2 separate regions of the Homo sapiens genome follow, and region 1 is linked to region 2. A link is an interaction called in ENCODE POLR2A ChIA-PET data of the cell type or tissue named here. Cell type or tissue: Panc1. All regions are shown on one strand. Each heading gives the region's core, and the rest is flanking DNA. Links, peaks and the distances in the headings are about the cores only.

Region 1 (12,261 bases), core at 2,150-10,149, 200 kb after region 2:
ATGTTCCCCTTCAGCTTTATCTCTCACCCTTCCAGGAGAGCACGGACCTGCTCCTATTCCTCACACAGACCCCCTCAGTCCCTCCTTGCTCTTGGTATCTCCATGAACCCCCTTCAGAATTTCCTCATTTTCTTTCCTTGCTTGGTTTATCACTCAGCCTTCCATTTTTTTCTGATGGCAGCATAGCATGCATACTAAAAAATGAGTTCTCAAGTCATGTGTCCAGCCGTGAATGATCCCAGAGTGAACACAGCACGTGACAACACTCCCAGGCCAGGCAGGAGATGGGGAGCCGCCCTATCCCAAGCTGGTGGCCTCCGTCACCTCCTGGGGCTTCATGCCCTCCACGCTGTCCAGATTGCCAGCCTTGTCTTGGGTAATGTCCACGCTTTCCTCTCTGTCTCCAATTCCACAGGGTTGCTGGACAATATCAAGAAGCATGTTTTGGCCTGGCGTGGTGGCTCACGCCTGTAATCCCAGCACTTTGGGAGGCCAAGGTGGGCGAATTGCTTGAGGTCAGGAGTTAGAGACCAGCCTGGCCAACATGGTGAAACCCTGTTCTTACTCAAAATACAAAAAATTAGCCAGGCATGGTGGCACACACCTGTAGTCCTAACTACTCACTCAGGAGGCTGAGGCAGGAGAATCGCTTGAACCTGGGAGGCAGAGGTTGCAGTGAGCCGAGATCTCATGACTGCACTCCTGCCTGGGTGACAAGAGTGAGACTCCATCTTAAAAACAAAACAAAACAAAACTGGGCGTGGTGGCTCATGCCTGTAATCCCAGCACTTTGGGAGGCTGAGGTGGGTGGCTCATGAGGTCAGGAGTTCAAGACCAGCCTGGCCAAGATGGTGAACTCCCATCTCTACTAAAAATACAAAAATTAGCCAGGTATGGTGGCGGGCACCTGTAATCCCAGCTACTCAGGAGGCTGTGGCAGAGAATTGCTTGAACCCAGGGGGTGGAGGTTGCAGTGAGCCAAGATCGTGCCACTGCACTCCAGCCTGGGCGACAGAGCGAGACTCAGTCTCCAAAAAAAAAAAAAAAAAAGTGTGTTTTGATCAATGCTAGTACATACTTGTGCCAGCCTTGGAGGTGGCCTCCCTGCTCTTCACCAACTCCCCCCATACCTTCCCACATCCCTGAACCTGATTTCAACCTTCCCATGACAGCCCACGACCTCACCTTGTAATTCATCAAAGGACTGAGAGCATCTAACATCAGCCACCCCACCTTCCATCCTCCGCAGCGTGCTGCATCCCTGTCTTTCTGCCTTTGTCAGATCCTCTCTATATTTTGAATATATTTGAGTTCCTAAGTCTCTCCCATCTCAGGTTGTCTAGGCATTTAGCTGCTTCAGATGTGGCCCCCACCTAGTAATTCTCACAGGGGCCAGGGAACCTGGGTCTCTGTATTCTGTCTTTGTTTCTGGCTTCTCTGGCTGGGCTTGAACTTGACACTGCCCCGTGATGTCCCTCTGGTTTTGGCATCCCGTACCAGCTGATGCTGCCCCTGTTGACCTCTGCTCCATACTGATTTGTCTTCTGGTTATTTTTGAGGCTCACAGTGTTAACCACTGAAGAGTTTTAAACTATATACAAGCCTTGCAATATCTCCATGCACCTTAATCCACTGAGGACTAAGCCCCTTCCCCATAAGCCTCCCTCCTTCCCAGGGATAATCCTTCCCTTCCACCACAGCACCTCTTCCATCTACCAACAGACTGTACCGGTATGTCACATACCCTTCTCTCTCTCCAGGCAGAGTCCAACTTTTCAGCACTAAGACAGAGTAATTCTGCCAATAATGACCTACACGGTTAATATGTAAAAACCCCACATTTAATAAGAAGCGTTTGTTTAGAGGCTCCACAGGGTCAGGACTTGGATCCATGTGCCTGTAGTTCTCTTGGTCCTTCCTCAAGGTTACAAAATGGTTGCCATAGCTACAGCCATCACCTCCTCACAAAACATTGTCATTCCATTTTTTTCAATGAGCATCTGTTATGCCATTGTGATACATCTCTGAGTAAAGCAAATAAAGACCTCACCCTCTTAGAGTAAACATTAATCCTGGAAAGAATCAGGGTTGGGACCAAAGAGACTCCCCTCGGTGCCCCTCTTCCTTTAATTAGGAAGGAAAATCTTCCCCAGGAGCCCCTCAGTAGTTTTGCGTGACATCTTCCTCGTTTCTCTGCTTGGTTCTTTGGCCAGGACTGGGCCTGGTTGCTGAGCCTCACTCCACAGGAAGCTGAGAAAGTGAGTGGATGAGTTCGTAGGGTTGGCTGGGGTACAGTTGGAGTTCTTTTAGCAAAGCGTTGCTGTTGGGCCACACTAGAAAATAAAACTTTAGGCTGGGTGCGGTGGCTCACGCCTGTGATCCCAGCACTTTGGGAGGCCGAGGCGGGTGGATCACAAGGTCAGGAGATCGAGACCATTCTGGCTAACACGGTGAAACCCCATCTCTACTAAAAATACAAAAAATTAGCCGGGTGTGGTGCCTGTAGTCCCAGCTACCCGGGAGGCTGAGGCAGGAGAATGGTGTGAACCCGGGAGGCAGAACTTGCAGTGAGCCAAGATCGCGCCACTGCACTCCAGCCTGGGTGACACAGTGAGACTCCGTCTCAAAAAAAAAAAAAAAATAGAAAATACAACTTTAGATGAAGAGTGGAAGGGGTGAAGGTAGAGAGAAATACAAAAATATTTGGATTTTATCGTTGTACAATTTAGGTAACTTTTAATAGATGTAATATCAGATTTTCTGAATCCACGTTTTAGACTTGTGGTAGTTTTGAAGAAGAATTTAAATAAGGACACTTTCTTATCCATTGAGTCTGACTTGATGTTAAACTATAGGAAGAGAAAGTTTAGTACGTCATGCAAAATTACAGAATAATATTGTAATAACAGTGGATTTTTATATACACCAATACAAATAAATATCTTAGGAGCTTTAACTCAAAATTGACCTTAGTACCTTCTAGAACAATGCATCTCAAAGAGTCAAAAGAGCAGTGTTTTGTTTTTCATTGCCAATTCATTGAGGACTGGTGCATTTGAAAAATACAGTAAAAATCGGCAACCCACTCGGGTCCCCTTCCACGCTGTGCTTAAAAGAAAAGAAAAGGGTCCCCTTCTTGCTGCTGCTTAAAAGAAAAGAAAAGAAAAATACAGTAAAAAAATACAGTAAAAACGATGCAGCCACATCAGATCGCTGTAAGAGTTCCTAAATGCTTATTCTCACCTTTGGTGGCCATCTTGCCATGGACAGGCAGCCGTCCCAGGCCACACTTGGAGTCACGCTCTTCTGGTTTTCCCACGAGGACGAAGGGCACAGAACTAGACACAGGTCCTAGTGCACAGTAGTCGTGTGACCTTGAGCAAGCCACTCCACTTGGATCAGGGTCTCCAGGTATATAATGGAATAATAGTCTTGTCTTGCCCACTGGCTCTTGGATATTCAATTAGACTCATGGAAAGCCTTGGTACATGGTAATTCATATTTAAATATTAGGTGTCATTATATGCCGTTTAACTTTTAATTCAGGAAGGAGACTATATGTAGCTTTTTTTTTTTTCAGTGTTGAAAATTAAAAAGCTCTAGTTTTGGCGATCCAGGGGTTCCCTTTTTGCAGCAAAAGGCAGTTCTGCTTTCTATCTTCCCAAAGAGCTGGAGGGGTGGGAGCCAAAAGAAAGTCCCCAGGTACCTCATCCCCAAGGAGTTGGTGTGCAAGCTGGTGTGTGGCCTGAAGTTTGGGATCTGCCTACAGGGTTTCCCCAGAGGGCAGCCCGCAGAAGGAGGCAGAGTTGAGAAATCTGTCCAGTGTGCAGGAGAGGAGACAAGCGACCCTGGCCGTGTGCAGTAGTCCATGCACACGCAGGGCCATTGAGAGAGAGGAAGTTGGAGCGGCAGGTGCAGGGCTGTGAAAGGCAGGAAGCCAGGAGGCAGAAACCAGAATGGAAGGAAGAAGCCATGGCGGAGGGCGGCCTATGTTCCTAGAGCTCAAGGAAGCATTCAATCACACGCTCAACACGTGATTTTCAGGCCACTTGTGTGTTTTGGAAACAAGTATGTGACCAGGCACAGAGGCAGCCAAGATTCAAATGAGTGAATGTCCCATGGACATAATTAAAGAGAAAGGGCTTGTACTAAACACTGGAGAGCTGTTAGGCATAGCTTTTCCAGGCATTTCTTTGCTAGTTTTTTTTTTTTTTTTTTTGGGCTGGGGGGAAGGATCGGAGTGTATGTGCCCCAGTTTTATCTTGTTTAATCCAGCTTTATTACAGCTCTGTCCTCAGCGCTGGCTCTGTTTCAGCATCCCCATAGGCAAGGAAGATGCTGGCTTCAACAGTTTGTTTTAAAAAACAAAAATCAAAGTTAATGTCCTAGGAATCTTTTGGGGGATCCCTGAAAACTAAATATAAATTTGTTAGGGAAAGTAGTTAGTTATATGTTGTTTGAGAATCATTGTCTTGATCTTGAAAGATTATTTGACACTTTATTTGATGTTAATGGAAATTCTTCGTGTTTGATTTATTTGTTCAGAGTCATTAGCCTCGTGAGAACCCTTCATGGGGCCTTTATTTCACAGTATTTGCATGAGCATTGTTTTTTATCTTTGAAAAATGGGTAATGTTATGAAAAGGAATATGTGTTAGTCTCTAAACATGCAAGCCTTATATCAAAATAGTCTGACAGTGTATTTATACAAAACATGCTGCAGGTATCAAACAAAATTGTAATCAAATTAGAATTTTAAGCCTTGTTGTTTTACTCTCCAAGTCCTTATAAACCAGAAGCCCTAACTTTTTAGAATAACACTGTTCAATAGGAATAGAATGTGAGCACCATGTCTAATTTAGGTTTTCTAGTAGCCACATTTAGAAGTGTAAAAAAAAATTGTTTTTTTTGTGAAAGCAGTTTTAACAACATATTTTTTTTACTATATCCAAAATGTTATCCTTTCAACATGTAATAAATTTCAAAATGATTAATGAGATACTTTATTTTTTCATACTAAGTTTTTGAAATCTGGTGTGTAATTATCTCTAGAGCACAACTCAATTTGCACCAGTTGAGCACCCTGTTTGTCTAGCTTTTATTCTCTAACTCAAGAGATTAGTAAACTTCTGTAACTGGCAAGATAGTAAGTATTTTAGGCTTTGCTATTGTATTGTGGAAGTGGTCACAGACAATGTGTGGCTGTGTTCCAATAAAACTTTATTTACAAGAACAGGTGGCAGGCCGGATATGGCTGGCAGGCTGTGGTTTACAAGCCCTCACTCTAACTAAATGTATCATCTCGTGGGTTTTAATGCTCAGAAGTTGATTTCTATTTTGGGCTGCTACCAAGATAGCTATTGTGATAAATTTCATTCAGAAATATTCAGGAAATATGTACCAGGAAGTATACTCCATTGTTAAATAATGAATACGTTGGAACTACAGGAACTCCCCCTTTCCTGAATTTGCACCTTTCAGGAAGAGCCGCATAGCTAGTGGTGCTTAGTGCTGGCTTGGCTGTCACGATGCCTGGATTTGAAGCTCAGCTGTGTTAATTAAGCATGAGCCTTGTGACCCTAGACAGTTAATTAACCACCCTGCACTTCAGGTTATGCATCTGTAGAATGGGGATGACAATAATATCTACCTCATAGAGTTGCTAAAATTAAATGAAAGCTGACACAGTAAGCCCTTGGTACATGATAGCTTTTGTTATTCCTCTGCCACTAATGTTGCTGCTGGAAGTACTACTTGTACTGTTACTACTAGTGGTGTTAGTACTGCTGTTACCACCATCACCACCACCACCATAGAGATCCATACATACAAACCAACCTATGTGCCAGAATGGAACCATGCTGACTTGATGATCGTCCACAGATGACCATAGTGGCCACTAATATGGTATCACTTTGGACGTAAACTTGTCAGTCAGCAGATGTGCTACTGCACTCTAGGGGAGATCTGGCATGATCTGCAAGGATTTAATGTTAAAAGACTTGAGTGGGCTGGGCACGGTGGCTTACACCTGTAATCCCAGCACTTTGGGAGGCTGAGGCGGGTGGATCACCTTGAGGTCAGAAGTTTGAGACCAGCCTGGCCAACATGGTCATCTGTCTCTACTGAAAATACAAAAATTAGCCTGGCGTGGCAGCGTGCGCCTATAATCCTAGCTACTTGGGAGGCTGAGGCAGGAGATTCGCTTGAACCCAGGAAGTGGAGGCTGCAGTGAGCCAAGATCACGCCACTGCACTCCAGCATGGGTGACAGAGCTAGACTCCGCCTCACAAAAAAAAAAAAAAAAGGGGGTACCTGTTGCTTCTCTGGCCTGGTAATTGCTGTATGATATGACTCAGGTCACACAACATTCTTTGACCCTATTTAATGAAAATGCTAATTAATGGCTGCCCTACCCACCTCACAGGGTGATAGAGCAAATTGTAGGTAAAGTACTTTGGAAATTGTAGAGTGTTGTGGAAATATTAGCTGAGAGCATTTCCCACACGATTGCTTTTTTAAAAATGTATATCACACACTTAATTTTATCATCATGGACTGATTTAATTCATAGAGTAGTTGTAAAGATTAAGTGGGCACATGTAAAGTGCTCAGTTCAATGGTAGAAACATAGCTCCTGTTCAAGGGCTGGGTAGTTGCTATTTTTATTACTCGATTTTCAATTTAAGATGTAGTATTTTGGCTGGGCACAGTGGCTCGCCCCTATAATCCCAGCATTTTGGGAGGGCGAGGCAGGCAGATCACAAGGTCAGGAGTTCGAAACCAGCCTGGCCAACATGGTGAAACCCCGTCTCTACTAGAAATACAAAAATTAGCAAAATTAGCTAGGCATGGTGATGCATGTCTGTAATCCTAGCTACTCAGGAGACTAAGGCAGGAGAATCGCTTGAACCCGGGAGGCTGAGGTTGCAGTGAGCTGAGATCATGCCGCTGCACTCCAGCCTGGATGACAGAGGAAGACTCTGTCTCAAAAAAAAAAAAAAAAAAAAAAAAAAGAAGAAGAAGGTGAGAGAACTGTATATCCTGACAGGTTAACTGTCTCTAAGATTCTGTTAGGTAAGAGAAGCAAAATGTGGAACACTTTTATTTGCATTTTTAAAAAAGCAGTGCGTGTATTTATCTGCACACACGTGAGCGTGCATATACACACACATGCATACTGTGTTTATACATGCATTGACTGTGCCTGAAGGAGACACAGGAAACTAGTACGAATGGTCTTCCTCAGGAGAGCTGTGGGGTTTTTATGGCAGATGCTTTTTTGTATATGTATGTATGTGTATGTATTATATATGCATATATACACCCAGATCCTTTGCGTGTATTATTTTTTCATTTAACAACAACAAATTAGTTAGTGGGGAAAAAGAGATGGCTGTAATCTCCCAATTTCTTTTGCATCCCTCCTCATTAAACACTATACTGAAGAGTTACTTCATGACGTCTTGCAGTGGAACCCCCATAGAAACACATTCCAGTCGTGTCATGTGAGTCATTAAAAAAAAATAACTGGGTATCGAGCTGCGTTTTGGGCATGTTCTCTAGAAACACATTGTGAGGGCTACTTGGACCTTATGCTGGCTTCCTTTAGAGTCATATTTGAACTAGTGTCAGGACCCTGAGATTTTCTGTGCTGTTTTCATGACAGTAAATCAAATCCAGTTGGACAGAATGGGTTTTGTTTAGGTTTTCTTGCAAAATTCTCGCTCCAACAGTAAGAAACCTGGCTCCCATCATCTGCCATTCATTTTTTTGTTTAATTCCAGTGTACATGTACAGTAGTATCCAGAGTTGTGACTCCATACCCCTGGGGAAAACAACTTTATCAACTATAGTACAGAGCTGAAATGCAGTTCTTTATGCTTTTAGTCTTATAGACTCTATATGTTTCCAGCGTTATTTAAGTCAGCGTCTTTTCCCTCACCCTGTTTAGTGAGGTCGATTCATTTAGATTCTCTTGTGACAATCTACATTATTTCTTGGTTTCCCCAAAGGTTTATTCTAGTGCTCTAAAGTTCCGCGAGTTTTGACAAATGCATGATGTCATGTATCCACCATTACAGTATCACACAGAATAGTGTCACTTCCCTAAAATTCCTCTGTGCTTTAGTTCTTCATCCTTCCCCCGACCCCTGGCAACCACTGATTGTTCTACTGTCTCTGAAGTTTTGTCTCTTTCTGGATGTCATATAATTGGAGTCAAATAGTATATAGCCATTTCAGACTGACATCTTTCACCTAGCACTATGTATGCACTTGAGGTTCCTCCGCATCTTTTTGTGGCTTGATAGCTTTTGAATAATATTTCATTGTATGGATATACCGTAGTTTCTTTGTCCATTCACCTGTTGAAGGATGTCTTGATTGCTTCCAGTTTTTGGCAGTTACGAACAAAGATCCTATAAACATTGATGTGCAGATTTTTGTGTGGACGTAAGTTTTTGCCTAAATGGGAAAATACCTCAGCGGGCAGTCGCTGGATCATGTGTTAAGACTGTGTTCAGCTTTTAAGAAACTGTCTTCCAAATTGACTGCACCATTTTGCATTCCTGCCAATTCTGGGTGAGAGTTCTTGTTGCTCCACATTTTTGCTAGCATTTGATATTGTCAATTTTCTGGATTTTAAGCATTCTAATAAGTATGTAGTGGTACTTCATTATCGTTTTAATTTTTTTTCTTTTTTTTTGAGACAGAGTCTCGCTCTGTCACCCAGGCCGGAGTGCAGTGGCGCAACCTTGGCTCACTGCAAGCTCCGCCTCCCAGGTTCACGCCATTCTCCTGCCTCAGCCTCCCCAGTAGCTGGAACTACAGGTGCCCACCACCACGCCCAGCTAATTTTTTTTTTGTATTTTTAGTAGAGACGGGGTTTCACTGTGTTAGCCAGGATGGTCTCGATCTCCTGACCTCATGACCTCGTGATCCGCCTGCCTCGGCCTCCCAAAGTGCTGGGATTACAGGCGTGAGCCACCACGCCTGGCCTGTTTTAATTTGTAATTCCCCAATGACAGGTGATATCTTTTCATATGCTTATTAGCCTATCTTCTTTGGTGAAGTGTCTCTTCAGATCTTTTGCTTATTTTAAAAATTGGATTTTCATATTGTTTAGTTTTAAGTGTTCTTTGTAAATTTTTGATACAGTCTTTCTTAGTGTGTATTTTCCAAATATTTTTCAGTCTGTTACTTGTCTTTCATTGCCTTAACAGCATCTTTCTCGGAAGAAGGTTTTTAATTTTAATGAAATCCTACACATCTATTTTTTCCTTAAGGGAACATTCTTTTGTTGTTGTATCAAAGTTATCCCCAAAGCCACCTAGATTATTTCCTATGTTATCATCTAGGAGTTTTATAGTTTTGTGATTTACATTACATACATAGGTCTATGATTTACTTAATTCTTGTGAAAGTTGTAATGTCCACATCTAGATTATATCTTTGCATATTGCTGTCCAATTATTCTAGCACCATTTGTTAGAAAGACTATCCTTTCTCTAATTGCCTTTGCACATTGCTCAAAAATCATTTGATTATAGTTGTGTAGATTGACATACTTTTTAAAAAGCAAAAAAACGTTTTCATTTCTCCAAAATCTGTAAGAGAGGCAAAACCTATTTAATGCTAATTAAACAAATATATTAGAAACAGCTGTAAACAGAAGCACAATTTTGTTCATGCAAATATACCAGCGTAAGTGAGAGTGTATCTGATACGTAGGGTGACACACCAGGCAATGTAGTGAACTCAGACATTCATAGAATTCAGCTGCTCCGCTGCAAGAATGTGTAATTTAATGGGGAGTTCACATGGACATGCTTAAGATGAAAAAGAGTGTGACCAGGGGTCACATCCTCATGCAAGTACAGCGTGTGCTGGGAACCTAGGGGTGAGAGCATCACGGATGGCACCTGTGGGATGCATCGGGACAGTTTTACGCAGGAGGGAGCATTTGAGAGACACCTAAAAGATCCATCAGGCTCAACAGATGGTACATTTCAGGTGGAGAGGCCAGTTTCAGCTGAGGTGGAGACAGGAAGTGAGCATTTTAATCAAGAAACAAGTAGAATGATCTATGGTTGGACTAAAAGGTAGGATTTGTATAAGGGCGTATTGACTGGGAAGGTAAATTGGAGCCATACTGTGAGGACCTCGAATGGGAAATCGAAGCCTTTGTCTTAAACTGGCATGTGCTGGCTCTGTGTGAACAGGGCTGTGATACAACCAGAGCTATCCCTTAGAAAGATTGACATGTATGTGTGCATGTTATTTATGTTCCAGTGTTTTCTTTCCCATTAGGTAGTTGAGGTTTGTGTGGGTCCGAGGTAAGCGCCTGCAGCTGTAACAGAGTGTGAGTGTCCTTGCTCAGGGTGACAGCTGTACTTAGTCTCAGCGGGTATGTGGGTTGAAGGTTGTACTTGGTGAGTGAGAAATTTCCAGACCCTACAATCTGACCTCCAGGACTGACTGACAGCTTGCTCGCCAGTCAGGCCCTGCTTACTACCTTCCTGTTCCTCACCTGCGGGGGTTGCCTCTTCTCTAGGGGAAATTAGTTTCTGCCTCTTTTCTAAAAATGTGAAAATTAGCAAGTAGCAACCACTGTGTAAGTGTTTAACAGCCCCGGAGTGAAATGACTGATGTAAGTACAAAGGACTTTTGTCGCCAGTTGAAGTGACTTTTATTTACCTTCTGTTCAAGGTCAGGAAAGTTATATTGCTGCTTTAGTTACGATGCTTTTGAACATTGTTCAAAGCATGATAAACTTCTTATCTGAGAATATTTATTCACCACTCTTGAGAGTTTATTGTAGCAAAGAAAGCAAATAGACTGAGATTCCTTGCAGAGTTCTTTGTGAATCAGCAAGAGGAGGGGATGGGAGTCCTGTTGTGAGGCTTTCTTAGTAGTTACAGGACTGGGAATGATATTTTGTTATGTAGCGTAATTGTCTTTGGGTAATTCTTATGGAGTCTTTAACTTCTTAAAGTTGAAGAGGGGTTATCAGAAGATAAGGTTGTTTATTTTTAAAGTTAAATGGGGTAGAGGTATATCCCATAATGGAAATGCAAATACAAATATACCTAATATTTTAAATCCTCTCTGTAGCAGTGCCCCCTGCCCCACACATACAGTATTCATGTAATGAATTATGTAATGGCTTTTCTTATTACATAATTCACATATTTTATGTTTCTTAAGATAGTGGCATACTAATCTCCACAATATGAACTGTGCGATGAGTCCCTCAGTTGCAGACCCAATATGAATGTAAAGTTTAAAGTATTTCATTTAAAGTAGGTCAGGTGCCATTAAAGAATACAATGTGGAGGCTGGGCGCGGTGGCTCACGCCTGTAATCCCAGCAATTTGGGAGGCCAAGGCGGGTGGATCACAAGATCAGGAGGTGGAGACCATCCTGGCTAACACGGTGAAATCCCGTCTTTACTAAAAATACAAAAAATTAGCCGGGTGTGGTGGCACGTGCCTATATTCCCATCCCAGCTACCCGGGAGGCTGAGGCAGGAGAATTGCTTGAACCTGGGAGGCAGAGGTTGCAGTGACCTGAGATCGCACCACTGCACTCCAGCCTGGGCGGCAGAGCGAGACTCCGTCTCAAAAATTAAATTAAAATAAAATAAAATAAATAAAATAAAATAAAAATAAAATAGTGGAAAAGTAGAACTCTAAATTTTGAATGCAGTACCACTCACTTTGAGAAATAGTCTAGCAATGTGGAGGTTGGTCTTATAAGACATAAAGTCTTCAAAAAATTCTTTTAATAAGCTCCCAAGTTAAGGCAGTAAAGGCAATTGACTTACTGTCGGTGTGATGCTCAGCTCCTTTGTTTGGCTTTCTGGGGCTGTTTGTCAGGGCTCTGAGGATCTCCTGTGTTGCCAGATCTCGGGCTCTCTACCATTTTGCATCCTAAGCAGATCTAATCTGGGAAGGGCCTGCATTTGTCAGGGCAGAGCAGGGACTGGGTTTGCTCTTGGACATCCCACACCATTAGTTATTTGTGTGGGTGCTTAGTCTATGGGAGGCTTCTAATACATACATACATATACACACACACACACACACACACACACACACACACGCACGCACACACATTTATTTCTTTAGGGACCGAGTTTCACTCTTATTGCCTAGGCTGGAGTGCAATGGTACAATCTCGGCCCACTACAACCTCCGCCTCCTGGGTTCAAGTGATTGTCCTGCCTCAGCCTCCTGAGTAGCTGGGATTATAGGCATG
Region 2 (11,483 bases), core at 3,484-11,483:
ATCGCGGCTCCTGCTCACTTTGCGGCCCGCTGTCCTCCTGCCCGCCCCGAGGGCCCCCGGCCGGAGCGCAGAGGGAGGGGGCCGCGCTCGCCAGCACCCCGCCGCCTTCCCCCGCCTGGGGGAAGAATGTGCCACCAGCTGTTCTCCGCTTGCGAGCGCTGCGCCCAGTAGTGAGGAACTTGGAGGAAGAAGAGACAAAGGCTGCCGTCGGGACGGGCGAGTTAGGGACTTGGGTTTGGGCGAACAAAAGGTGAGAAGGACAAGAAGGGACCGGGCGATGGCAGCAGGGGAGCCCCGCGGGCGCGCGTCCTCGGGAGTGGCGCCGTGACACGCATGGTTTCCCCGGACCCGCGGCGGCGCTGACTTCCGCGAGTCGGAGCGGCACTCGGCGAGTCCGGGACTGCGCTGGAACAATGGATAACTTCTTCACCGAGGTAAGTGCGCTCCCAGTCCGACCTGGCCTCCGGAGCCCAGGGAGAGAGGCGTCTGCCCACCACGCCGCGCGCCCTGGGTACTTTTTCCTAAGCCCTGGAAGGCGCAACTTTCTGGGAGTCTCCTGAAATCACCCCCCATCCCCCCGCGGAGTCTCTGATGAGTAAGCCCGGGCAGGTTTTGTTTCGTCCTGTCCCGCGCTCGCATTTTGCTCCGGGAGGTAGCGAAGGTGCGTTTCCGTTTGCGTGGGTGGCTGGCTCTCGGGGCGCCCTGGGACACCCGCGCCAGGTGAGGCGGCGCGCGCCGGGGCGCGGGCGGGGCGATCCGCCCGCTCGACTGCCCGGGTGCAGGAAGCCCAATAAAATGTTCAGCGGGGACCTGCCTTTCTCCAAGAAAGGTCTTGTCTGGTATTTCCTTTGCAAAACGTGCGGGCTTCCTGTGCAGGGGTTCAAACACTTCCAGAGGAGACGGCTTAATGAAGTGTGAGAAGGAGAGGCAAGGGTTTAATCGGTTACTTTGCTCGCCGAGAAGTGCTCTTTTAAGGCTTGGGATAACTCCAGACCCTGGGATCAAATGATCATGTATTTGTGTAGAGTGTCCATGCAGATTTTGAATTCGAATGTAAAGAAAATTCGTTTAGGGCAAACAGTGGCTATTTTAATAGATGAAACGGATGCCCTCTTTAGGGTCGTTGAGGGTGGGACACTGAAACTTAACTTGAGAACCCTTTTTCCCCCTTTGGGATCGAGACTTACTGTGGTTTCTTGGCTCCCTTTCCTTTCTTGGTTGTGTTTATTTAATAAATTCTGTTTAAGTTTGAGGTTTGAAGTGGCTCAAAGTAAACTTAGTTGACTTGAGAGAGTCTGATGTGATTTTCGTTGAAAGCCAGGGAATGTTTTCTGAGTGCAGAACCGCTTTGGAGTCTTCCAGCAAATCAGATTGATGAGGGCTTGCCTCTGTGTTAGCCGACTTGGTTTATCTGATTTAATTGGATATAATATTTCAAGTCATTCTGCTTTCTGCATGCTCACTGACTGTATTCTCAGACAGCTATTCATACTGGCCAAAGTGATAAATGCATTCTTGTTTAGTAGTCATATCTAGTTTTTAAAAGTGGTGTTTCAGATGTGATACCCACATTCATTGTGGAAGGAAGACTAGAAAGGAATTATCCATCAATACATATTTTTCCTTTTCTTAAAAAAAGTGAAATATATATAATTGTGAGACGCTCGCATTTTCTAGTCCATAGACTTTTGTTTTCATGCTTGTCGAAAGGCACCAGAACTTTCTGCAAGAGTTGCACGTTGTCCAGTGGTAAAGGACCCTCGGGCTACAGTGAGTTCCGGTGTTTAATTGCTTGCATCTGTAAGAAAACGGAGGCCCTGCCCCTAGGGCAATGATTCTTAACTTTGTTGTTTTTGTGTTCTGGGTCCCTTAGAAAATCTGATGAAAATATAGAAATTTGTATTCAGTTTGCACGGATCTCACTCCTCCTGTAGCCTGTCTGAGCACCACAGGGGTCCGTGGCTCCCCCTTGGGGAGAACTCTGCCCCCTAGTGCAAGTGGGGGGAACATCAGGATAACGCGCTACAGCGTCCTGATCTCCTGTTACCCGGTGAGACTTTGACTTTTCAAAGTACTCTTTTCATCTTGCACTGGATACCTTAGTTCAGTGTAAGGGGCCTGGTTGTTGGATTTTATTTCTGTGATCAATATTATTTTGCAGTTGGCCATTAGTGATCTTCTACTTTCTCCTCTTCATTTTGTAGACAGAATCTTAACCCAAAGATATGAGTAAGTCCCTTGCCCAGCTTTGAAGAGCTTGTTCACGAATCCAGAGCCTTTTTCCTTTGCTGCTGGTGACTTTGGTATTTCTGGGAACTTTTCGCTTATTTTAAGGTTATACTTTTAATCTTGTGATGTATGTGTATTACAATATTAACTTCTAATCAGCCGTGAAAGTTCCACCCTTAAATCTAATCACTTTGAGTGGGAAGGAAGCAGGGCCAGTCAGAGAGGTTAAATAGTGAGGTATTAATTGTAGACATACTCTTAACATAGATCCCAGCTCCCCTTTCTCTCTCTCATGTCTTGTAATGGAGCATCCTTTTGTTAAATTGTCCAGTGAAGAAAATGCTGTAATTAATGTCCTGTTAGAATAGAAACAGCGAGTGTGGAAGTGATATATTCCCCAAGGACAGCTAAATTGTTTGGCCTCCTTATCACTAAGTAGAATTCTGTCTTTGCTAACTTTTCCCATTGTGGCTTAGGGGTAAATGACTTGTTGCTTGTTGGACAACAGTTTAAAGCCAGTGCTAACAATTGGGGAAAAATTACTGAATGAGATGTTGCCTGTTTAGCTTTGTGTATGAATGGCCAAATAATAAGGAAATGGGAGCTGCTTGTGATTCGCAACTGCTATTTCTAGCTAGACCAGGGTTTCTCAAACCTGGTACCATTGCTGAGTAATTCTTTGTTGTTGGAGGCCGTCCTGTGTGTTGTAGGAGGTTAAACGCATCCCTGGACTCTACTCAGTAATTGTTAACCCTATCCCCCAAGTTGTGACAACCCGAAAGGTCTGCAGACATTGCTGAATGACAGGGGAGCAAAATCACTCCCAGTTGAGATCCACTGAGCTAGACCTGTGAAGCAGTTGTTTGGCGGTATTAATTCCTATTTGTGTTGCAGGCACAGCCTTGTCTGCGCTTCCCTGTTTTAAATAGGATTTGGCCGGGTGCGGTGGCTCAAGCCTGTAATCCCAGCACTTTGGGAGGCTGAGGTGGGAGGACTGCTTGAGCCCAGGAGTTCAAGACCAGCCGGGGCAACATGGTGAAACCTCATCTCTACAAAACTTAGCTGAGTGTGGTGGTATGCACCTGTAGTTCCAGCCATTCTGGAGGCTGAGGTGAGCCCAGGAGGTCCAGGCTGCAGTGAACCATGATTGCACCGCTGCGCTCCAGAGCAACAGACCCTGTGTCACAAAATAGATAGACTCTTACTGCCTGCTAGATTGATTGATTAATTAGATAGATAGTGTCTTACTGCGCGCCAGGGGGAAGCTTGCAAAGCTTGTGCCAGTCAGCTGACAGCTGCTGACTTCAAAATGTTCTCCAGGATTAGAGAAACTGAGCATGCCACATTCCTCAGTTTCAGTTTCTTCATGGCCTTCATTAGAATTTTATGGCTCCCCTCGAGTTAATTGTGTGTATGCTTTGGGGAAGCTTGTTTTTTCAGCATTTCTAAGTAAGTTGTTAAGTTTACTTCAGCCAGAAACTAAGTTTAGATGTGTCTGTAACCAGAAGCAATAATAATAAAAAAAGCAAACAGAAAAGGCTCAACCAGGAAAGGGGCAAGGCTACTGTGCAAACTTGTGTTGATGTGCTGAAGTGGACACTGTTTTCATGTCTTCAGGGCCAAGTACAGTGCCTGGAATATAGTAGGGGCCAGTAAGTACCAAATGAAATTGACCTTTCTGTTTCCCTGTTAGGCAGAGGTGTGATGTGTCTGTTCAAATACAAGATCTCGGAGGATTATTAGTGAGACTAATCAAACACCTTGATTTTCAGAATAAATATGTAAAATGTACACAAGTAAGATACTCACAAATACAAATACAGAAAGCAGGTATTAATGTTTAAGGGATAAATTGTTAGTGGAAAATATTCCAGACATACCTGTTTCTTCCAGTCTGGTTCACTCTGGATTAGAGCAGACTTCATTCTAAAGACGTTAAGTGGAAACACCAACCTCTTCTACTTAACTTGACAAGGGACTGTGGTTGTGGTTGGTTATCTGGAGTTGTTCAAATAGCTTTTTAAGTGAGTAGAGTTCCCAAGCCAATTTTCTCCCCATTTGGTTGTATATTTTTTTTGTTTGTGATCTATTGACATCTTTTCTTGTTAGAGAAAAATGTGGACATTGTTATTTTTGGCAGCTTTCTCTCCTCACCCTCGATATGTCTCCATGTGTAAAGGGGAACTGCTGAGGACTTCTTGTATCACCAATTCCTGAAGGCAACCCCTTTGATGACTATAAAATCATATCAGGAGATTAGCTGGGTCCCTTTCCCTTTTCTCACAATGGAGATATAGCGTGTTGCCTCTTCTCTGTAGTTTGAAAACATTTCTATTGTCAAGTACTCATTTTTTTTTTCCCCCTGCTATGTTGGGGACAGCAAAGCCAGGGGGAGCAGCTGCAGTGGGACAGTTGTTGCAGCAGGAGCAATAAGCTGTCTGGCTGGGGCGGGCAGGGTAGGACTGCTTCCTCACTCCATATCATGTGGCCGGCTGTTCCTGCAAAATCAAGCACAAACCAGGAACAAGCTGGCATGGGCAGGTCCCTCACTGTTTAACCAGAGTGGTGGAGGGAGAGAGCAGAGTGTTTGCTTTTCCAGTTCAGCTGGCTTTAAGTGGGCTCACATTTGAGGATGTAAACCTTGAATGTGCTCTCCTGCTGTTGTGATTGGTAGGACATGGAGTATCTTATTATTATTACTATTATTATTATTATTGTTTTGAGATGGAATTTTGCTCTTGTTGCCCAGGCTGGAGAGCAATGGTGCGATCTCGGCTCACCACAACCTCCGCCTCCCGGGTTCAAGCGATTCTCCTGCCTCAGCCTCCCGAGTAGCTGGGATTACAAACATGCACCACCACACCCAGCTAATTTTGTATTTTTAGGAGAGATGGGGTTTCTCCATGTTGGTCAGGCTGGTCTCGAACTCCCGACCTCAGGTGATCCGCCTGCCTTGGCTTCCCAAAGTGCTGGGATTACAGGCATGAGCCACCATGCCCAGCCGGGAGTACCTTATTATTCATGAGTTTCAACAGTTTGGACTTAGAGTAACTGCTACGTAACATTTTCATGTCACTAGCTAGTAGGGGACGTTCAAGAATGAGCCTCCGGTGAAGTCTGGATTAAGCGTTTCCCCTTGCCTAACTGCCCCCAGGCTGAGTGCAGAGCATCCTATCTTAGCAGTAGCGCTTGGCTCCCTCCGATGGGATCTCAGCCAGATGCTCTAAATCCTGAACTTGAGCTCTCTGGTCTGTAAATGGGCGTAATAGTTCCTAGTTTGCATGGTTATCAGCCGAATTTGAGAGAGGACTTACAGAGCCCTTGGCACATAGTAGGTGAGTAATAACAAAGGCTTGGTCACAGTAACTGTACTTTGAAATTAAGAACCAGTGGCCCTTGGTGAATGGAATGTCAGTACTCCTGGTGCAGGGAAATCTCGACCTTAGAGCTTTTTGTTCTGAGGTAGCTTCCTGTGGTGCGTTGCATTTATTTGTTTTCTCTTTTTCAGCCTGTACATTTCTGGCAGATTTTGTATTTCCAGAACTCTGTCTAAAGCATGTTCTTATTGCTTATAAAATTAAGTCCACATTCCTCAGTCTGGTTTTCAAGGTTTTCTGATCTTGTAACTCTCTCTTTATTCTTTTCTCGCACGTGATCCTACACCAGAGGATCTGTTACCCAGTTCCACTCCATCCTTTGTGCAGGCAGGCCTCTCTGTCTATCGAATGTCCCACCTGTCTGGCTCCTTTTTGAAACCGTCTCTAACAGGTCTAGTTCACGGTGACCTCTATTCTCTTACCTCTAAACCTGGCTCTCTTTCTGTCTTGGTCTTGTTAGGAGGGATTTACTGCTGTTAGCTAGAGGCTTTACATGCTTTACAAACCCTCTCCCCTTTTCAAATGAGTAAACAGCCTTGCGAGGTTAAATATCTTATTTGTAAGTAAGTTTCATCACTTCCTTGGCATTGAAATGTCCTCATGGTTGAGATTCAATCCTTGCATAATGGTTATTTTCAGATTATTTTATGGCGGGAAGGGGAGATGCTTCTAACTTTTTCCCTTGATTATGAAGTATCTTACAGTTCTTTGAAGACAATAATAAATATGGCTAGTGTTTCTTGAGTACAGTCAGCCCTGTACTCAGTATCTGTGGGTTCTGCATCTCTGGATTCAACCAACCTCTGATTGAAAATATTCAAGAAAAAAATTGCATCTGTACTGAACATGTAGACTTTTCCCCATGGATTTTGGTATCTGGGGAAGGTCTTGGAACCAGTTCCCTATAGATACATAGGGACAACTGTACTTACCATGTGCCAGGCATGTTGCTGGCACTTCACATTTAGTGACTCATTTAATCCCTTGAACAACCCTATGGGAAAGGCTCTATAATTATACCCAATCCATAGATGAAGAAAGTGAGGCACAGAGAGGTTAAGTAACTGACTCAGTGTCACACAGCTAGAAAACGATAGCCAGGATTTGAACCCAGACAGGCTGTGTCCAGAGCCACAGAGAGTTCTTCACTGCCATGCTTTTCTGTCCTGTTGATGTCCTTTGCCTTAAACTTGCGTCATCTTCTCTAGGCTCTCTGATGAAATGCCCTAAAAGTGGGCAGTTATTAAATGATTTTCAAGTGGAAAACTGCATGGGAGTTTAGGAAAACAAGTAGTCCACACCCTAGAAATGTTGAAAACTCCGCAGGAAAATGTTCATCAGCTTTTGAACATGCCACTGATTTGGCCGGGTGCAGTGGCTCATGCCTGTAATCCCAGCACTTTGGGAGGCCGAGGTGGGCGGATCACGAGGTCAGGAGATGGAGACCATCCTGGCTAACACGGTGAAACCCCCATCTCTACTAAAAATACAAAAAATGAGCCGGGCATGGTGGCGGGCACCTGTAGTCCCAGCTACTCGGGAGGCTGAGGCAGGAGAAGGGCGTGAACCCAGGAGGCGGAGCTTGCAGTGAGCTGAGATCGCGCCACTGCACTCCAGCCTGGGCGACAGAGCAAGACTCCGTCTCAAAAAAAAACCAAAAAAAAAACATGCCACTAATTTTTATTTGATTTGCTTTTTTTGGGAAAGCCAAGCGCCTTCTGTTTCCTTCTAAAAATGTGTGTGTGTGTTTTTGTTGTTGTTGTTGTTTTTTGAGATGGAGTCTTGCTCTGTCGCCCAGGCTGGAGTGCAATGGTGTGATCTCGGCTCACTGCAACCTCCACCTCCCAGGTTCAAGCGATTCTCCTGCCTTAGCCTCCCAAGTAGCTGGGACTACAGGCGCCTGCCACCACACCCGGCTAATTTTTGATATTTTTAGTAGAGATGGGGTTTCACCTTGTTGGCCAGAATGGTCTCGATTTCCAGACCTTGTGATCCACCCGTCACAGCCTCCCAAAGTGCTGGGATTACAGGTGTGAGCCGTCATGCCCGGCCCATAAAGTGTGGTTTCTAAAGCTGGTTGTCCCAACTTCATGAGGATAGTAGGAAGGTTTACATACTAAAGCACTTAGGGCCATGTGCTCATGCCTGTAATCCCAGCACTTTGGGAGGCCGAGGCAGGTGGATACCTGAGGTCAGGAGTTCGAGACCAGCCTGGGCAACATAGTGAAACCCTGTCTCTAATAAAATCCAAAAATTAGCTGGGCGTGGTGACATGGGCCTGTAATCGCAACTACTTGGAAGGCTGAGGCAGGAGAATCGGTTGAATCCGGGAGGTGAAGATTACGGTGAGCCACTGCACTCCAGCCTGGGTGACAGAGGGAGACTGTCTCCAAAATTGTAATAGTAATAATAAAAATATTAAAACAAAATAAAGCACTTAGAAAACAAGATGATTTGAGAAGTGTTTATTAAAAGAAAATGTGGGACTCATTTGTTTCCCTAATTCCAGCTGTCAATTAATTAGTGAAGTGTTACTTGAGGTTTTTTGATAGAATCTTCTTTTTCAGTTAAAGATTCTGAGTGCTTTGTTGGAGTTTCTTCATATCACCTATCATTTGCTTGTTAGCTTATCGATACCCATGGAACAGTTATTGACAGGACATTGGGTCGTTTTCCCAAGAGCATTCCTTGAATAAAACATTTTGCTGCCTTGCTAAGAGGTGTTCAGAAAATATTTCCACCAGGCCTAAAGTAAATCTAGCACCTCATGTCACATGACATCATGTCATCTAATGCTGCCAGTTACAGGAAAAGACATTAGAGTTTTGGGGACAAAGCCACAACACATCTGTTGAAATACAGCTAGAACAAGGGAGAAACATATGGGAATTGTCCAACTAATAGCTCTACCTTCACCCAGTCCGACTCCCTGCCTGCTCTTAAGGATTAAAATTGCCTCCGTATAAAAGCATTTTAAATTACGGCAGTTAAAGGCCGGGCGCGGTGGCTCAAGCCTGTAATCTCAGCACTTTGGGAGGCCGAGGCAGGAGGATCACGAGGTCAGGAGATCCAGACCATCCTGGCTAACATGGTGAAACCCCGTCTCTACTAAAAATACAAAAAACTAGCTGGGCGTGGTGGCTGGCACCTGTAGTCCCAGCTACTCGGGAGGATGAGGCAGGAGAATGGCATGAACCTGGGAGGCGGAGCTTCCAGTGAGCCGAGATTGTGCCACTGCACTCCAGCCTGGGCAACAGAGCAAGACTCCATCTCAATAAATAAATAAATAAACAAACAAACAAAAGAAAATACCATAAGCAGAAGACACAAAGAAGCTCCCATGGTGTGGCTCTTCATGTTTGTGGTAGATGCATTGAGACTTTTTTTTTATGCCTTCATATATATGTTTCTGATAAAACACACCTGTAATGTTTTTCACTGAAGAGTTGATTGAGAAAAGCTTTAAATATCATTTGTGGGGCCAGAGGCAAGAGTACAAATTCAGTTCCCATATCACATACCTAAACATTTAAAAGTTATAAACCATGCTTACAAATTGGTAAATAAAATGGCTTCTACTCTGCCTGGACAAATACATCTGTCATTAGGGCAGAATCAACAAACATGTTTAAAGCTATGGGTTTTATTGCTGAAAGTCAGCAAAATATCAAACATGAGTGAATTTAATTACAGTTGCCTATGTCTGGGTGTTCTGTTGATGTTTCATGAGTAATAAATACGTATACTCCATAGTATATTTTTCATAAATCTATTTTTTTGTCCATATTTTAGCAAACTCACTTGTTATGTGGTTAGAGTCAAGATTGTCACAATAGTTTGTTTTACGGACAGTAATACCAAGGTGGAGAACCTTTCTTTGTGGTTCTTAGATTGTTCTTTTTTTTTTTTTTGCTGGGACAGAGTCTTCCTCTTTCGCCCAGGCTGGAGTGTAGTGGCGCAATTTTGGCTCACTGCAACCTCCACCTCCCGAGTTCAAGCAATCCTTCTGCCTCAGCCTCCCACGTAGCTGGGATTACAAGTGTGTGCCACCATGCCTGGCTAATTTTTGTATTTACAGTAGAGACGGGGTTTCATCATGTTGGCCAGGCTGATCTGAAGCTTGTGACCTCAATTGATCCACTAGCCTTGGCCTCCGGAAGTTCTGGGATTACAGGCGTGAGCCACCCCACCTGGCCAGATTGTTCTTTTCTTAATCTAAGTCTAGAGATGGCCTGCTTTGCTGAGGCAGGACAGTAGTTACTGACATTGTCAGCGAAATTCATACAGCACTATTTAGATTAAAAAAAGAATGAGATTGCATATGATAGATTATTGATTTTAAGAAGTACTACAAAGTATTTTAATTTCATTATCCAGGTTGAATATCCGTAATCTGAAAATCCAAAATTTGAAATTCTCCCAAATTGGAAACTTTGAAAAAAATATTTATTGTTAATTTTTCATATTAGATTTACGTTTTCCAGGTACATGTGATCATTTGATGCTTTCATATAATCACATCAGGGTCATTGGGATATCCATTACCTTAAATTGTTATCTTTATGCTAGGGATATTCAAATTATCCTCTTTTAGGTATTTTGAAATGTACAATCAGTTAATGTTAACCATAGCCACTCTACTGAGTGCCGAAATGACACTCAAAGAAAATGCTGTTTGGAGCATTTTGGAGTTTGGATTTTTTATTAGGGATGCTGAACTGGTGTCTTGCAAATATTCCAAATTCTGAAACACTTTTGGCAGCAAGACTTCTGGATAAGAGATAACCAGGCAGTCTATGTGAGTCATTATTGCTGATATTGTGATTTATCACCATTTCTTAAATCAGGTATTTCTGAGGTTCTTTATAACTTTTCAATGCTGTGTATGTTATAAAGAAAACTGAGGCCGGACACGGTGGCTCATGCCTGTTACCTCAGCACTTTGGGATGCCGAGGCGGGTGGATCACCTGAGGTCAGGAGTTCGAGACCAGCCTGGCCAACAAGGTGAAACCTCATCTCTACTAAAAATACAAAAGTTAGCCAGATGTGGTAGCAGGCGCCTGTAATCCCAGCTACTTGGGAAGGCTGAGGCAGGAGAATTGCTTGAACCCAGGAGGCAGAGGTTGCAGTGAGCCGAGATTGCACCACCTACTCTTACTTACTCTGTTGCCTGGGCAACCCAGGAGTATACCGTAATGCGTGTACCATAATGCATATTGGCCAGAAAATGGTCTATGTGAAATGTTTGGGGATTAGGTCTATGTGAATCTTTTCCTTCTCAGTCATGCAGATGTTTTATTTCATTCTGATTTTTAAATATTTTCTTCAATTATTACTTTTGTTGCATGTTTCACATCCAGGTCCTTTCTGATTGAGGAAAAGTTTTCTCTAAAATTATTCAAAACATTTGTTAAGTGTAATGGCCAAATTATTTCTGTTTGGGTTTTGGGAAACTTTTGCTAATATTATTAATAGTAAGTGATAGGCCGGGTGCAGTGGCTCATGCCTGTAATCCCAGCACTTTGGGAGGCCGAGGCAGGCGGATCACGAGGTCAGGAGATCGAGACCATCCTGACTAACACGGTGAAAACCTGTCTCTACTAAAAAATACAAAAAATTAGTCAGGTGTGGTGGTGGGCACCTGTAGTCCCAGCTATTTGGGAGGCTGAGGCAGGAGAATGGCGTGAACCTGGGAGGCGGAGCTTGCAGTGAGCAGAGATCGTGCCACTGCACTCCAGCCTGGGTGACAAAGTGAGACTCTGTCTCAAAAAAAAAAAAAAAAAAGTGATAAAGTGATAGTTGATACCAAATAACTCCTGCCAATAGAAATTCAAAGTTAATATCACTTTCCACCCACGACCATGATTTGTACTTTA

The links. Peaks named below come from ENCODE experiments on the same cell type or tissue, not always from the same donor. Only the 100,000 strongest peaks of a DNase experiment are listed, where the experiment ranks them.
Region 1: POLR2A ChIA-PET joins it to region 2 with 11 read pairs; 3 of 35 experiments call an interaction of 5 or more read pairs at or near these places.

What each region holds. Positions count from the first base shown.
Region 1 is chr5:16,719,834-16,732,094 of GRCh38, reverse strand. The region is part of intron 19 of MYO10 (myosin X); the gene reads left to right. Among named protein-coding and RNA genes, the nearest start is that of RETREG1, 110 kb to the right of the region's middle. RefSeq lists an enhancer at 9,770-10,459. In Panc1, for the core only: no CTCF peak of the experiment used is centred there; no DNase peak of the experiment used is centred there; H3K27ac peaks cover 336 bases.
Region 2 is chr5:16,924,739-16,936,221 of GRCh38, reverse strand. MYO10 (myosin X) reads left to right here. Exons shown (of 41, transcript NM_012334.3): 1 at 1-434. The coding sequence starts at 414. Among named protein-coding and RNA genes, the nearest start is that of MYO10, 5.8 kb to the left of the region's middle. In Panc1, for the core only: no CTCF peak of the experiment used is centred there; no DNase peak of the experiment used is centred there; H3K4me3 peaks cover 163 bases; H3K27ac peaks cover 5,201 bases.